Linked DNA regions of Homo sapiens: region 1 is linked to region 2. Evidence: chromatin contacts called from ENCODE Hi-C data. All regions are on one chromosome and are shown on one strand. Each heading gives the region's core, a stretch centred on a gene start or an enhancer-like site at or near the end of the contact. The rest is flanking DNA. Distances are from core to core; before and after follow the strand shown.

Region 1 (7,326 bases), core at 1,616-4,115, 160 kb before region 2:
TTTTTTTTTCTCCCAGACCTTTATTACCCAAATCACATATCCTAATGAATGCAGCCAACATATATGTTATTTACCAGAGTTTTCAGAGACACCCTCACTGACACACCCACATATATTGTTTAGCCAAATATCTGGGCACCCTGTGGCCCAATCATGTTGACACATGGAATTAACTGTCACACTCAGCTGACCTCAGGAGCACCTCCTGTGAGCTTTGCTGGGAGCTTCTGTTTGCATTAACCCTTTATGACCCTCAAGAGTGGGTATTGCCCTGTTCACAGGGGGAGAAGTAAGTTTTAGCTTTCTCATCTAAAAAGATATAAAGCCTCTTCCACACTCATCACTGGTAGGAGTTCGATTGTGAATATGACTTTCTATTTTACCTCTTCACCACTTCAGACTTTCTGTGGCTCTGATCTTCACATTCTATCCATACTCTAATATAGCATTATAAACGAGTTTTTTTTTTTCACTAACAGTAATAATTAACATGTGGCTGGGCATGGTGGCTCATGCCTGTAGTCCCAGCACTTCGGGAGGCCAAGGCAGGAGGATTGCTTGAGCCCAGGAGTTCAAGACCAGCCCAGGCAACAAAAACGAGACACCATTTCTACAAAAAATTTAAAAATTAGCTAGGAGCAGTGGCACGCACCTGTAGTCCTAGCTACTCAGGAGGCTGAGGTGAGAGGATTGTTTGAGCCCAGGAGTTGGAGGCTGCAGTGAGTTATAATCGCACCACTGCACTCCAGATGACAGAGCAACACCCCATCTCTTAAAAAATGAAAATGTAAACTTAAAACAATGAAAAAATTAACATACATATAGTGGTTTTTTTTTTTTTTTTGAGACAGTCTCGCTCTGTCACCCAGGCTGGAGTGCAGTGGTGCAATCTCAGCTCACTGCAACCTCCACCAACTGGGTTCAAGTGATTCTCCTGCCTCAGCCTCCCGAGTAGCTGGGATTACAGGTACACGCCACCATGCCCAGCTAATTTTTGTTATTTTTCATAGAGATGGGGTTTCACCATGTTGGCCAGGCTGGTCTCAAACTCCTGACCTCAGGTGATCCACCTGCCTTGGCCTCCCAAATTGCTAGGATTCCAGGTGTGAGCCACCATACCAGGCTCATATAGTGCTTTTTTTTTTTCTTTGAGACAGAGTCTCGCTCTGTCGCCCAGGCTGCAGTGCAGTGGCGCAATCTCAGCTCACTGCAACCTCCGCCTCACGGGTTCAAGCGATTCTCCTGCCTCAGCCTCCCGAGTAGCTGGGACTACAGGTGCCCACCACCATGCCCAGTGCTTTAATAAAAACAATCACTAACCTTTATATAACAGTAGGTATGCAGGCAATTTTCTAAATACTTTCCATAATATTAACTTAGCGTCAAAACAACCCCAAGAGGTAGCTATGATTAGCCTTGTTTTATAGACAGAGAAACTGAGGCACAGAGAAGTTGAGTGACTTGCCCAAGGCCACACGTAGAATAAGTGTTGCAGCCAGGGTTGCCGCCCAGGGCCTCCTCTGAATTTGACAGTGACCCACCCAAGGCTACACAGATAGGAAGGCAGGACTTGAACTTGGGGTTCTGATGTAAGAACCACTCTGCATTCAGCATCCCTACTTTGGCTTTAGAATCTTGGGATGTTTTTACAGTGTGGAGAATCCTTCTTTTTTTTTTTTTTTTTTTTTTTTTTTTTTTGAGATATGGAGTCTCACTCTGTAACCCAGGCTGGAATGCAGTGGCACAATCTTGGCTCACTGCAACCTCCACCTCCCGGGTTCAAGCGATTCTTCTGCCTCAGCCTCCCGAGTAGCTGGGACTATAGGTGCCCACTACCATGCCTGGCTAATTTTTGTATTTTTAGTAGAGACGGTGGTTTCACCATATTGACCAGGCTGGTCTCGAACTCCTGACCTCGTGATCGGCCTGCCTCTGCCTCCCAAAGTGCTGGGATTACAGGTGTGAGCCACTGTGCCTCAGGTCTTTGAAGACCCTCTCACCCTCCCCCGTTTTCATGCGGACTGAGTCCCCCCATGCCCCTCCCTCCTCCTGTGTGGGCAGCTGTCTCTTGCTAAATGGCTTTGGTTGCAGAGCTCATGTCGTGGCTCTCAAAAAGAAATGTGCGGGATGAATAAGCACCTAACAATAACCCAGAATCAGTTTTTTTGTGTGGTGGGGAGAGGGCTGTGTTTTCCTTTCTCTTCCCTCTTCTCCCTCACTCTGCCCCCAAGGCCAGTAAATTGCTGCTGGCTCACAGCCGGGCCAAGCTGGCTTCCTGTAAGCCGTGATAACATGGAATTAGCTTGGCTGCCACCCTCCCCAGGGCGGGGACACCAGCTCTGAGCCACTACAGGCGACTCTGAGCTGGTACTTCCTGCCCTCAGCCTGGTCCATGCTTCTGGGACACTGCTTTGGAGATAACTGGGCAGAGCCGGGTATGGTGGCTCACGCCTGTAATCCCAGCACCTTGGGAGGCCGAGGAGTTTGAAACCAGTCTGGCCAACATGGCGAAACCCCGTCTCTACTAAAAATACACAAATTAGATGGGCGTGGTGGTGTGCACCTGTAATTCCAGCAACTTGGGAGGCTAAAACAGGAAAATCCCTTGAACCCAGGAGGTAGAGGTTTCAATGAGCCAAGATCGCACCATTGCACTCCAGCCTGGGTGACAGAGGGAGACTCTGTCTCAAAAAAAAAAAAAAAAAGATAACTGGGCAGAGACACATCCCTGGACTTGTCCTCCAGCGGAGAAGCAGTGGAAAAACCTCTCCCCAGTACAAGGCTGGCAGCTCCTGAACTGGGCCATTAAGGGTGCTCCAAATTACCACTTACAGGGAGGAGCTGGCGGGCAGGGGCAGAGAGCTCTGGCAGCCTGGGGCACCCTTGAGGCGAGGTTTCCAGGCTGTTTGCTGACTCAGGGACTTGGCTGAGTGGCTCCCGTCTGTCCTGGTGCCTCTAAAAGGCCCTCTGACCCCTGCTGGCCTCCCGCAGCCTGCCTGGAGAGGCTTTAGAAATTCGGCAGATCTTTGCTTCCCAGAACCCGCCAGCTAATCATGAGATCCTAAGACCAAGCCAGGTGTTTTTCTTAGGGGGTCTATCTTGCAGAATGGTTAGGCTCTGGGGGTGCACCTGGCATCTCCATATAGCTCAGCCACGCTTGAAGTCACCCTTTCCCCTGTGATGTCAAATCTGTGGAAAGGGACCATGGACACCTGTGTTTAATATGGGGGGAACAGCAGTGTCAGGAGGAAAAACAGGTCTATTAATATCAGAGGCAAAGCGTTCAGAGGTCTCCGCCTATGCTGAACTTTTGGCCAAGGGATGGAAAATTCCAGGTGGGAGCTTGGAAATTCCCCGTGTAGGAGAAGCAGTAAGGGAAGTGCCACACTTCCTTGCTTCCTGCAGCCCTCAGCTTCAGCCAAGACCAGGCCGGGGGTTCCTGAGTCCTGGCTGTGGTTGTTCAGTTGTTCATAGTCTTGGCTACACATCACAGCCTCCTGGGGGAGGTTTAAAGTTCTGATGCCCAGGCTGATCCCAGACCCATTACATCAGAATCCCTGGGGCGGGGCCCAGGCTTCCCAGGTAATTGGAGTGTGCAGCTGGGGTGAAGAACCGCAGCTGGCAATAACAACCTCTGTTTTCCTCCACCCTCTGTCTGGCTCCTTTATTTTTGCCCTCTCAGATTCAGAGGTAGGTATGGCTGTGCATAGTGGGTGCTTGGAAAATAGTGTTCAGGGTCATTGCTGCTACTACTGCTAATAGTAATTTAGGTTCACTCAAAGGGCGAGGAGCATTGGAAAAGTGCTTTGCTATGATTTCATTTAAAAATGTTCCAGACCAGCTGCAGTGGCTCACGCCTGTAATCCCAGCACTTTGGGAGGCCAAGGCAGGCTGATCATCTGAGGTCGGGAGTTTGAGACTAGCCTGACCAACATGGAGAAACCCCGTCTCTACTAAAAATACAAAATTAGCTGGGTGTGGTGGCATATGCCTATAATCCCAGCTACTCGGGAGGATGAGGCAGGAGAATTGCTTGAACCCGGGAGGCGGAGTTTGCGGTGAGCCGGAATCATGCCATTGCACTCCAGCCTGGGTAACAAGAGCAAAACTCTGTCTTAAAAAAAAAAAAGTTCCTAGCCTGGACAACTCAGTGAGACCCCATCTCTAAGAAAAAAATAAAAAATAGCCAGTCATGGTGGCATGCACCTGTAGTCCCAGTGAGACCAGGTCTCACTATGTTGCCCAGACTGGCCTCAAACTCCTGAGCTCAAGCGATCCTCCCATCTTGGCCTCCTAAAGTGCTGGGATTACAGGCCTGAGTCACTGAACCTGACCCTGATTCCTCTTAATGTCCCCACTGCCTCCCATTCCCAGGGTCTGCTCTCTGGGCAGGGTGTCTCTGTGCCGCCTTCCTTCCCACAGCACGTCTCATGTCTCTCCTTGCCCCCTTCTTGAAGCCATGGCCCCAATTCAGGCTTCTGTCTTCCTGGCTCACCTCTGCAGCCCCTGACTTCCGGCAGCTTAGGGGGTCTATCATGCAGAATGGAAAGGTTCTGGGGGTGCACCTGGCATCCGCATATGGCTCAGCCGTGCTTGAAATCACCCTTTCCCCTGCGACGTCAAATCTGTGGAAAGGGACCATGGACACCTGTGTTTAATATCGGGGCAACAGCAGTGTCAGGAGGAAAAACAGATCTAGTAATATCAGGGGCAGAGTGTTCAGGGAGAACACTGAATCTACAGGGGCTTTGAGGCTTGATGCTCCTCCATGACCCTGCCCAGTGACTCCAACCAGACCCAGCTACTCCAACCAGCCTCATCTACTCCAACCAGCCCCAGCTACTCCAATCAGCCCCAACTACTCCGACGAGCCCCAGCTACTCCAACCAGCCCCAACTACTCCAACCAGCTTCAGCTACTCCAACTAGTCCCAGCTACTTCAACCACTCTCAGCTACTCCATCCAGCCCTCAGCTACTCCAACCAGCCTCAGCTACTCCAACCAGCCCCAGCTACCCCAGCCAGCCTCAGCTGGAGCTCCGAAAGCCAAGAAGTGCCCAGTGCTTTGCACCTGAGTCTGTCTTTGCCTGGCTGGCTAGCATACCCCTCCCTGCATAGCAGCCTGTGCTGTCTTTCTGTGGCCTACACAGGAGGGCCTAAGGGGTCTAGCTGGAACTCCCTGCCCAGCTGGAACTCCCTCACCCTCCCTGTGTATCTGCTCAGTGAGATGGCTCTGCTTCCAGCATAGAACTCACCTGGTTCACACCACGCCTCACACTTGGTCACACTGCCACTCGTGTTCAGTCCCACTGCCCCACCTCTTCAAGCACACTGCACCCATGATCTTCCCTTTCACAGCTCCGTCCACATGTGCAAGTGCATGGTGCCTCCCTAAATGGGGACAGAACTGGCTGGTCTGTCCAGGTCCCTGCAGACCAACCAGCTGCTGCCAGGGCCAGCAGGGCCTTGGAGCAGCCATGCACACCCTGACCCAGAGCATCATGGTGAATTGCCTGAGAGCTCCGGGAGAACTTTGGTTTCTCTTTATTTGAAACTATTGTCTGTCCACTCATTCCGCCTTTCATGTGTCCCTTCCTCTGAAGGGAAGCACACTTCTGAGATGGCTTAGCAGCAGCGAAAGTCCCAAAAGCAGCCACTGGTAAACAGGACTAGAACCAGACTCCTAGATTCACAGAGGATAAAACTGAGGCTGAGGCACATGGTTTGTGCACAGTTTTTTGTTTTGTTTCGTTTTGTTTTTTGAGATGGAGTCTCTCTCTGTCACCCAGGCTGGAGTGCAGTGGCACGATCTCTGCTCACTGCAACTTTTGCTTCCTGGGTTCAAGCGATTCTCCTGCCTCAGTCTCCCGTGTAGCTGGGATTACAGGCGCATGCCACCATGTCTGGCTAATTTTTTTTTTTTTTTTTTTTTTTTTTTTTTTTTTTTTGTATTTTTAGTAGAGATGGGGTTTCGCCATATTGGCCAGGCTGGTCTCAAACTCCTGACCTCAGGTGATCTGCTCGCCTCAGCCTCCCAAAGTGCTGGGATTACAGGCAAGAGCCACCACATCTGGCCATGTCCACGCACAGTTTTGTTGGTACCAGAGTGAGAGGGGTACTCGGAGCCTCTAAGCCCTCCCTCTTAGGAGGCCCTGGCCCTTTCCTAACCAGGAGGGTCCACTTCCAGGCACCTTATGTAGTGGGCTATGCTCCTGGGCCCTGTGGGATCTGCCGCCCTCTCCAGTCTGACATTGGTCCTGGAGGGGGCCTGATGATTGCAGAGCACTTGACCTTTCCTGGCTCTAAGTGGCACTGCAGGCCTCACCTCATCACTCATTTATGCTACAGCTCTCAGGGTTCCCCAGGGGCAGCTCCAACATCCCCAGCTGGTGTCCAGAGAGTGCCATGGGGCAGACATATCCCAGCAGATGGCCTCGCTCCTAAAAGGCTGCCAAATTGTCAACCAAAAGTGATCTCAGCCCTTGCTGTGCCAAGTGGACCCCTGGGGAAAGGGGGCCACGGATATGGGAGGAAGCAAGGAACAGGCAGGCGGATGACCGGTCGTGGTTACTCCCTGCAAGACCCCGGGCAAGCCACTAATGTCTCTCTATCTCAGTGTCCACATTGGTGAAGCTCGCTGGGAGCATCAGAGAGGACAGCACAGGCAGAATATCTGGCCATGCCCCCTGGCACGCTGCAGGTGAGTGCCTTGCACTTGTAGACCCTGTGGTCAGCAAAGCACTGCACAGCTGCTCATTAGATTTAATGACTGTGGCCAGGCGAGGTGGCTCACGCTCGTAATCCCAGCACTTTGGGAGGCCGAGATGAGTGGATCACCTGAGGTCAGGAGTTCGACGCCAGCCTGGTCAACATGGTGAAACCCCGTCTCTACTAAAAATACACACACACAAAATTAGCCGGGCGTGGTGGCGGGTGCCTGTAATCCCAGCTACTTGGGAGACTGAGGTGGGAGAATCGTTTGAACCCGGGAGGTGGAGGTTGCAGTGAGCTGAGATTGCACCACTGCACTCCAGCCTGGGTAACAGAGCGAGACTCTATCTCAAAAAAAAAAATTCATTTTAGATTCAGGGGGTACATGTGCAGGTTTGTTACATGGGTATATTGTGTGATGCTAAGGTTTGGGATTCTAATGATCCATCATCCGGATAGTGAGCACAGTACCCAATAGGTAGTTTTTCAACACTTGTCCCCTCCTCCCTTTTGGAGTCCCCAGTGTCTGTTGTTCCCATCTTTATGTCCACTTGCACCCAATGTTGAGCTCCCACTTATGAGGGAGAACATGCAGTATTTGGTTTTCTGTTTCTGT
Region 2 (7,192 bases), core at 4,608-7,107:
TGTGGAATGAAAATCTCTGATTTAACCCATCTTCAAGCCTGGTTTGCATATTCCTCTCTCTTCCGGCCACCTTGTCTAGACACACTACACTGAGGCCATGCCCATCGTAAATGATGTTGATATGTTGTCAAAAAATTGGCAAACCAGGCGCGGTGGCTCATGCCTGTAATCCTACCACTTTAAGAAGCAGAGGCAGACAGATCACCAGAGGTCAGAAGTTCGAGACCAGCCTGTCCAACATGTTTAAATCCGTCTCTACTAAAAATACAGAAAAAATGAGCTGGGCGTGGGGGTGCACATCTGTAATCCCAGCTACTTAGGAGGCCGAGGCAGGAGAATCGCTTGAACCTGGAAGGCAGAGGTTGCAGTGAGCCGAGATTGCATCACTGCACTCCAGCCTGGGTGACAGAGCGAGACACCATCGCAAAAAAAAAAAAAAAAAAAAAAAAAAAATGGCTAAACAGCCCAGGTTTGGTCTGATATGTTCAGAAAAAAGCAAAACAGTCACCTCTCACCTTTTTTTTCTCCGCAGTGATGCAGTTGAATACAACAATGGCTGTAGGTATGCTGCAGAAATATCATTCAAGTGAAACAGAAGGGCTTTCCTGGCCAGACACAGTGGCCACTCCTGCAATCCCAACACTTTGGTTGGCTAAGGTGGGAGGATTTCTTGCGGCCAGGGGTTCAAGGCTGCAGTGAGCTGTGATCCACCACTGCATTCCAGGCTGGGCATCAGAGTGAGGCCTCTCTCTAAAAAAAAAACCACTCCCCAAAAAAAGGGATTTGCAAATACCAGCCTTTCAGCATGAGGATCACATGGAGGAACATTAAGATACAGTTGCTGGGACCCAGCCCTATTGATTGTAATTCAAAAACTGAGGTGGGGCCTGATTTAGCTCCATCATTGGAATCCATTCCGATTTGAAACTCTCTGGGTTGGACAGTTCAAGAGAGATCCTAAAGAAAGCAAAATCACTGTGGACTGAAATGAGTAGACAAGGTTTTCTGAGCATGGTGAAATATGATCTGGGCCTCGCTTGGGAGGGCTGTGGCCAGGCCTTGAGTCCTTGGCTCAGTGGGACCTTCTGAAACAGCCTCCAAGCTGCACCCCTGCTTCCTTTGCTTTTGGATGACCCCCTCCAGCAGCTTTGGTGCTGATGGGAATAAGTCGACCTGCAGCGGAAGTTCAGCCCAAGTCTCAGCCCAGCAGCCTCCCCAAACCTGGCCAGGGTCTGGTCATGCTGCCGTCTCTGCGGTTCTCTGTGGAGTTGTGGTTTCTGTACCTTGAAGAGAACTTCCCCTTCTGGGACCCAGAAACCCAGTGAACCCTCAGGAAAAAAGGGAATGAAATTACTGAAGACAACTCTGTGGCAGGGAGAGGGAAAAGAGGCTCTTTGTTTTTGTTTTTTATTTTTTATTTTTTTATTTTTTGAGACAGAGCTTCACTCTTGTTGCCCAGACTGGATTGTAATGGCTCAATCTCGGCTCACTGCAACCTCTGCCTCCCATGTTCAAGCACTTCTCGTGCCTCCGCCTCCAGAGTAGCTGGGACAATAGGCACACACCACCACACCCAGCTAATTTTCGTATTTGTGGTAGAGATGGGGTTTCGCCATGTTGCCCAGGCTGGTCTCGAACTCCTGGCCTCAAATCCACCTGCCTTGGCCTCCCAAAGTGCTGGGACTACAGATGTGGGCCACCGTGCCCAGCCCTCACTGTATGGATTTTCTAAAAAAAAAAAAAAAAAGATTACATTTGTCTTACTTGCCAAAAGGGAAATTAACCTTATCTCCTCTCCTTTTTAAAGAGTATTTCCTTGATAAACCTTGTAATATAAATAACTTCTTTTGTGCCTTTGATATGTACCTAAATCTTTTAAAAAGGTAAATGAACTTCTTGCCGACATTACAACCCAGGAATTTTTTTTTTTTTTTTTTTTTGGAGACAGAATCTCGCTGTCACCCAGGCTGGAGTGCAGGGGTATAATCTCGGCTCACTGCAACCTCCACTTCCCGGGTTCAAGCAATTCTCCCATCTCAACCTCCTGAGTAGCTGAGACTACAGGCGTCTGCCACCACGCCTGGCTAATTTTTGTATTTTTAGTAGAGACAGGGTTTCACCTTGTTGGTCTGGCTGGTCTTGAACTCCTGACCTCAGGTGATCCACCAGCCACGGCCTCCCAATGTGTGGGATTATGGGCGTGAGCCACCGTGCCTGGTCACAATCCAGGAATTTTTTTCTTAAGAGCCTAAGAGTCTTGTCTTTGAAATGTAAACCTGGAGGAAAATAGTGTCCCTATCTTCCTGTTGCCTAGGGAGTTTAGCCTAGGCAACTTGAGCTGTTACTACCTGCTTGTCAAGGAGATGTGAGAAGTTTTATTTTTTCATTGAATACAGGTAATTAACTAGCATGGATGGCCACGTTGATTTCCAGGTGAATTTAGGATGAGTGTTTAAGAATGTATAGCAGGCCAGGCGCGGTGGCTCACACCTGTAATCCCAGCACTCTGGGGGAGGCCGAGACGGGCGGATCACTTGAAGCCACACAGAAATCGAAAGAAGGAGTTTGAGTCCAGCCTGGCCAGTATGGCGAAACTCTGTCTCTACTAAAATACAAATATTAGCTGGGCATGATGGCACATGTCTGTAATTCCAGCTACTTGGGAGGCTTAGGCACGAGAATCACTTGAACCCAGGAGGTGGAGGTTACAGTGAGCCAAGAAGATCACACCACTACACTCCAGCCTGGATGACAGAATGAGACCCTGTCTCAAAAAAAACAAAACAAAAAAAACTGCATAGCAAGTCCTTTTGCATGAGGATGAGTTACTATTTATCTTGAGAGCGTGTATGCAATGGATTGTATCTGCCAGGCTATATAAAAAGGACGCTTTGGCCGGGCGCCATAGCTCACGCCTATAATCCCAGCACTTTGGGAGGCCTAGGCGGGCGAATTACGAGGTCAGGATTTCGAGACCATCCTAGCTAACATAACGAAACCCCATCTCTACTAAAAATACAAAAAATTAGCCAGGTGTGGTGGCTCGCGCCTGTAGTCTCAGTTACTTGGGAGGCTGAGGCAGGAGAATCCCTTAAACTGGGGAGGCAGAGGTTGCAGTGAGTCGAGATCGCACCACTGCACTCCAGCCTGGGCGACAGAACAAGATTTTGTCTCAAAAAAAAAAAAAAAAAAAAAAAAGGAGGGTTTATTTCTCTTTGCATCTCATTAATGGATCACCTGTGATGGGCATCACAGTCTGGTTTAATGCTTATTCAATAATAAAATTGTTTTCTTTATTTTCTGAATTTGTGGAGAGAATATTCTAGGTTAACAGAATAATCTATTTATTTACTTATTTATCTTGAGATGGAGTCTTGCTCTGTCTCCCAGGCTGGAGTGCAGTGGCCTGATCTCGGCTCACTGCAATCTCTGCCTCCCAGGTTCAAGTGATTCCCCTGCCTCAGCCTCCCAAGTATCTGGGACTACAGGCACGCACCACCGCACCCGGCTAATTTTTTGTGTTTTAGTAGAGACGGGGTTTCACCATGTTGGCCAGGATGGTCTTGATTTCCTGACCTCATGATCCGCCGGCCTCGGCCTCCCAAAGTGCTGGGATTACAGGCGTGAGCCACTGCACCTGGCTTCAGAAGAATTTATTTTTAGTCTTTTCCTTACCAGTTTTTATGAAACAACTGGGCAAGAACACTGTTAGATTTCACCAAAAAATTGTGATGAATCATTGTCTTTATGATCCCATTTTTGAAAATTGACATTTTAATTGTAAACCAAAAATAAAATTCTAAGCCCCCACAACTGACTCAGTGGACTCCCCTGTTGGCCAACAGGATCCAAAATAAACATGGAAAACTAATTTAGGTCATGATGGGAAGGAGGGGGTTGGATATGCCTTGTCATAATTCTCCTCCCGTCAGAGTTTAGGCACAGCTGACCAACATTATGATCTCTATTAGAATAGACATCATAGGACTGACAAAACAGGCTCTTTTTATCAGTAAGATACCCATCTCCAACCAGACTCTGATATAGCATCACATGACAGATAGCAGTCCCTGAAGTAAATCACAGTATTTTACCCCATAACATATTTTCTTTGACAAACTTTAAAATAGTCCTGCAAAGCCATCTCTTTGGGGGAAATTTGCATTCTGTAGAGAATCTCTTTGCCTTACAGAAAAGACTCCAGGTCTTTTCTGGAGAGTCTGACACCTTTTAAGATCCAATAAGAGATATTTATCATCTATTCTCTCTGAAGCCTGTTCTGAGGCTTCACCTACATAACAAGAACCTTGGTTTCCACAATCCCCCTTATCTTAACTCAAACTTTTCCTTCTTTTTTTTCCCTCCCTCTTTTTCCTTCCTTCCTCTCTCTCTTTTTCTCTCTCTCTCTTTCTTTTCTTCTCTGTTGCCCAAGCTGGAATGCAGTGGTGCCATCATGGCTCACTGTAGCCTCAACTTCCCAGGCTCAAGCGATCCTCCCATCTCAGCCTCCTGAGTAGCTGAGTCTACAGGCATGCACCACCACACCTGGATAATTATTTTTTTTTTTGTAGAAGTGGGGGTCTCGCTGTGTTGCCCAGGCTGTCCTTGAACTCCTGGCCTCAAGGGATCCTCCCAGCTCACCCTCCCAAAATGCTGGGAATACAGGCATGAGCCACCGCAATGGCCCATTTCTTTATGTAGTCTTCCAGCTGTTCAGCCAACACTTAACTCTGAACCAACTGCCAGTCTTTCAATCTACTAGTGACCTGAAAGCCTTTCCTGGCTGACCCAACATATACTTCCCATGTATTGATTTATGTCTTTGCCTGTAACTACTGTCTCCCTAAGATGCATAAAACCAAGCTGTAACCCAACTACTTTGGGCTCACGTTCTCAGGACCCCCTGAGGCTGTGTCACCAGCCATGGTCACTCAAATAGGAGGCCCAGAATAAAACTCTTTATAGACTTTGACTCTTTTTGGTCAACATAACCTAACCCTAAACATAATCCTCCTGGGGAAGGTAGGATCACAGGTATCTCTTCCTCGTTCAGTTTGTGTGTGTATGTCCTTATTTCTCTACGGTTTTTAGGCATTCGCTGTGTGATCTAGAAAAGCTATGGAGTCTCGCTTTGTCGCCAGGATGGAGTGCAGTGGCGTGATCTCGGCTCACTGCAACCTCCACCTCCCAGGTTCAAGTGATTCTCCTGCCTTAGCCTCCCGAGTAGCTGGGATTACAGGCACGCGCCACCACGCCCAGCTAATTTTTGTATTTTTAGTAGAGACAGGGTTTCATCATGTTGGCCAGGATGATCTCTATCTCTTGACCTCGCGATCTGCCCGCCTCGGCCTCCCAAAGTGCTGGGATTACAGGCTTGAGCCACTGCGCCCAGCTACAAATTCTATTTTCTTTTTGTTCCTTGGAAAGCATCGCTGGGCATTTATCCTGTCCCAGTATTTGAGTGAAACTTCTCAGCATTTCAGAGCAGTGACCATGATACACCCTTTCCTTTCCTTCTCCTTATGGGAAACTCCGTTCTAACCCAGAGGACTTGGGCTCCAGGACCCAGTAACGGAGCCCTGGATTTGACCCTAAAAGGGAGTAAAGACAAAGGTGAAGTTCAGTCCGGGGTTCAGGGCTGCCAAAGCTCATAGCCTGGAGCTTCTTAACCTTTAGGCAGGGTAGAGACATTTAAGACGGCCCCAAAACTGGGGGAGCGCGTAGGCTCCTGGGAAATAGAGTCCGTTACTTGTCCTGGGACCCGCGGTGGGTGTCCCGGGAGGCGGACTTCCGGTGCACTCCTGCGCTTGTGCACCTCTCCCTGCGTGCGTGTTCGCACATGCGCGCCACCTCCGCACTGCCCTCGCTTCCTGTGCCTCTTCAGGTCATCGCTTGCTCTCGTTCCCAGGCTTTGGCTTCTAGTGGACGAGAATCACCGAGTCTGCGGGGCTGGATGCTGACCGCCCGGACCAGCACCTAGGCGGGCGGGAGCTGTGCGGCCCAGGGTTCGCGCGGGCCGGGTAGAGGCTCGAGCTGGGACCCCCGAGCGTGAACCCCGGAGCCGGCGGCGCTGGGGCCAGAGGGGCCGGGAGCCCCAGGGAGGCGGATCTGGGCCCCGAGAAGGACACCCGCCTGGATTTGCCCCGTAGGCCCGGCCCGGGCCCCTCGGGAGCAGAACAGCCTTGGTGAGGTGGACAGGAGGGGACCTCGCGAGCAGACGCGCGCGCCAGCGACAGCAGCCCGCCCCGGCCTCTCGGGAGCCGTGGGGCAGAGGCTGCGGAGCCCCAGGAGGGTAAGTCTTGGGTTTTTGGGCCCGGAGCGAGAAGGGCCTGGGTGAAGTCACCTTGTGTTGGGGACCTTTGAGTGTGGGGCAGAGGGAGGGTCCCGATTGCTTGCCGGAGAGACATGTGTTGGGTTTGAGGGCAGGGTCCGGCTGCACCGAACAGGTGCTGCATGGGAAGATCTGGGAGGACGAGGCTTACGGAGGCGTGGAGGGTGTCACCACCCTCAGCTGCGGACGTCGTCTCCACTCCCCGCTAACCCCTAACAGTCCTTCCTCCTCCTCTCCGTGCTCCAGATTTCGACCGCCTCTAAACGTCCGTCAGCACTTCTATTCTCTCACTTAAGTGTCTGCTGATCCCCCCCCTTAGACCTGCCCTGGGAGAATCGTAGTAATGCAGGAACAGTCTGCAGGGATTCTCTGCTGCTGCCTCAGTTGCTAGGGGAAGAGACTGGGCCTTAGGTGGGTGACTTGACCAGGTCACCGGCTTTGTGGGTAGAGCTGCTCATAGTAGAACCCAGGAGACTTATCTCCCAGGCCAGTGTTCTTTCTCCCGTATCCTAGTTTTCTTAATAGAAGATTATTAGGTGCAGCAATAACCAAGTTCAGTTAGATAATTTAGAAACAAAACCATATTTTATACACATTCATTTCATTTCTGAGAGCTCACATACTCAATTCCTATGGCTTATTTTATTTTAAGCAGTTTAAAGAGACAATAAGAAAATGCGGGCGGGATGCAGTGGCTCACACCTGTAATCCGAGCATTTTGCGGGGCTAGGGCAAGAGTATCCCTTGAGACCAGGAGTTAGAGACCAGCCTAGACAACATGGGGACACCCTGACTACAAAAAATACAAAAGTCGCCAGGCATGCTGGGATGCATCTGTGGTCCCAGCTACTCAGGAGGCTG

What was found. Hi-C counts contacts between places; a loop is a spot of excess contacts on that map. Pooled maps may share reads with other maps.
Region 1: a loop to region 2 is called in a map with no recorded cell type, with 4 times the contacts of the local background. The contact joins the enhancer-like site here to the promoter of POM121C in region 2. A Hi-C loop is called at or near these places in 1 of 37 single-sample maps with no recorded cell type and 9 of 50 pooled maps.

What each region holds. Positions count from the first base shown.
Region 1 is chr7:75,645,833-75,653,158 of GRCh38, reverse strand. All of the region lies in intron 1 of HIP1 (huntingtin interacting protein 1), which reads left to right. Among named protein-coding and RNA genes, the nearest start is that of HIP1, 89 kb to the left of the region's middle. RefSeq lists a silencer at 34-328. Within about 2 kb of position 2,865, at least 16 of the 41 ENCODE cell types and tissues checked have a DNase peak (open chromatin) inside an H3K27ac peak, as active enhancers do.
Region 2 is chr7:75,484,964-75,492,155 of GRCh38, reverse strand. It overlaps POM121C (POM121 transmembrane nucleoporin C), which reads left to right and starts at 5,857. Exons shown (of 15, transcript NM_001099415.3): 1 at 5,857-6,292. It also overlaps a transcript of SPDYE5 not described here. RefSeq lists silencers at 5,950-6,099, 6,120-6,189 and enhancers at 5,633-6,132, 6,470-6,549.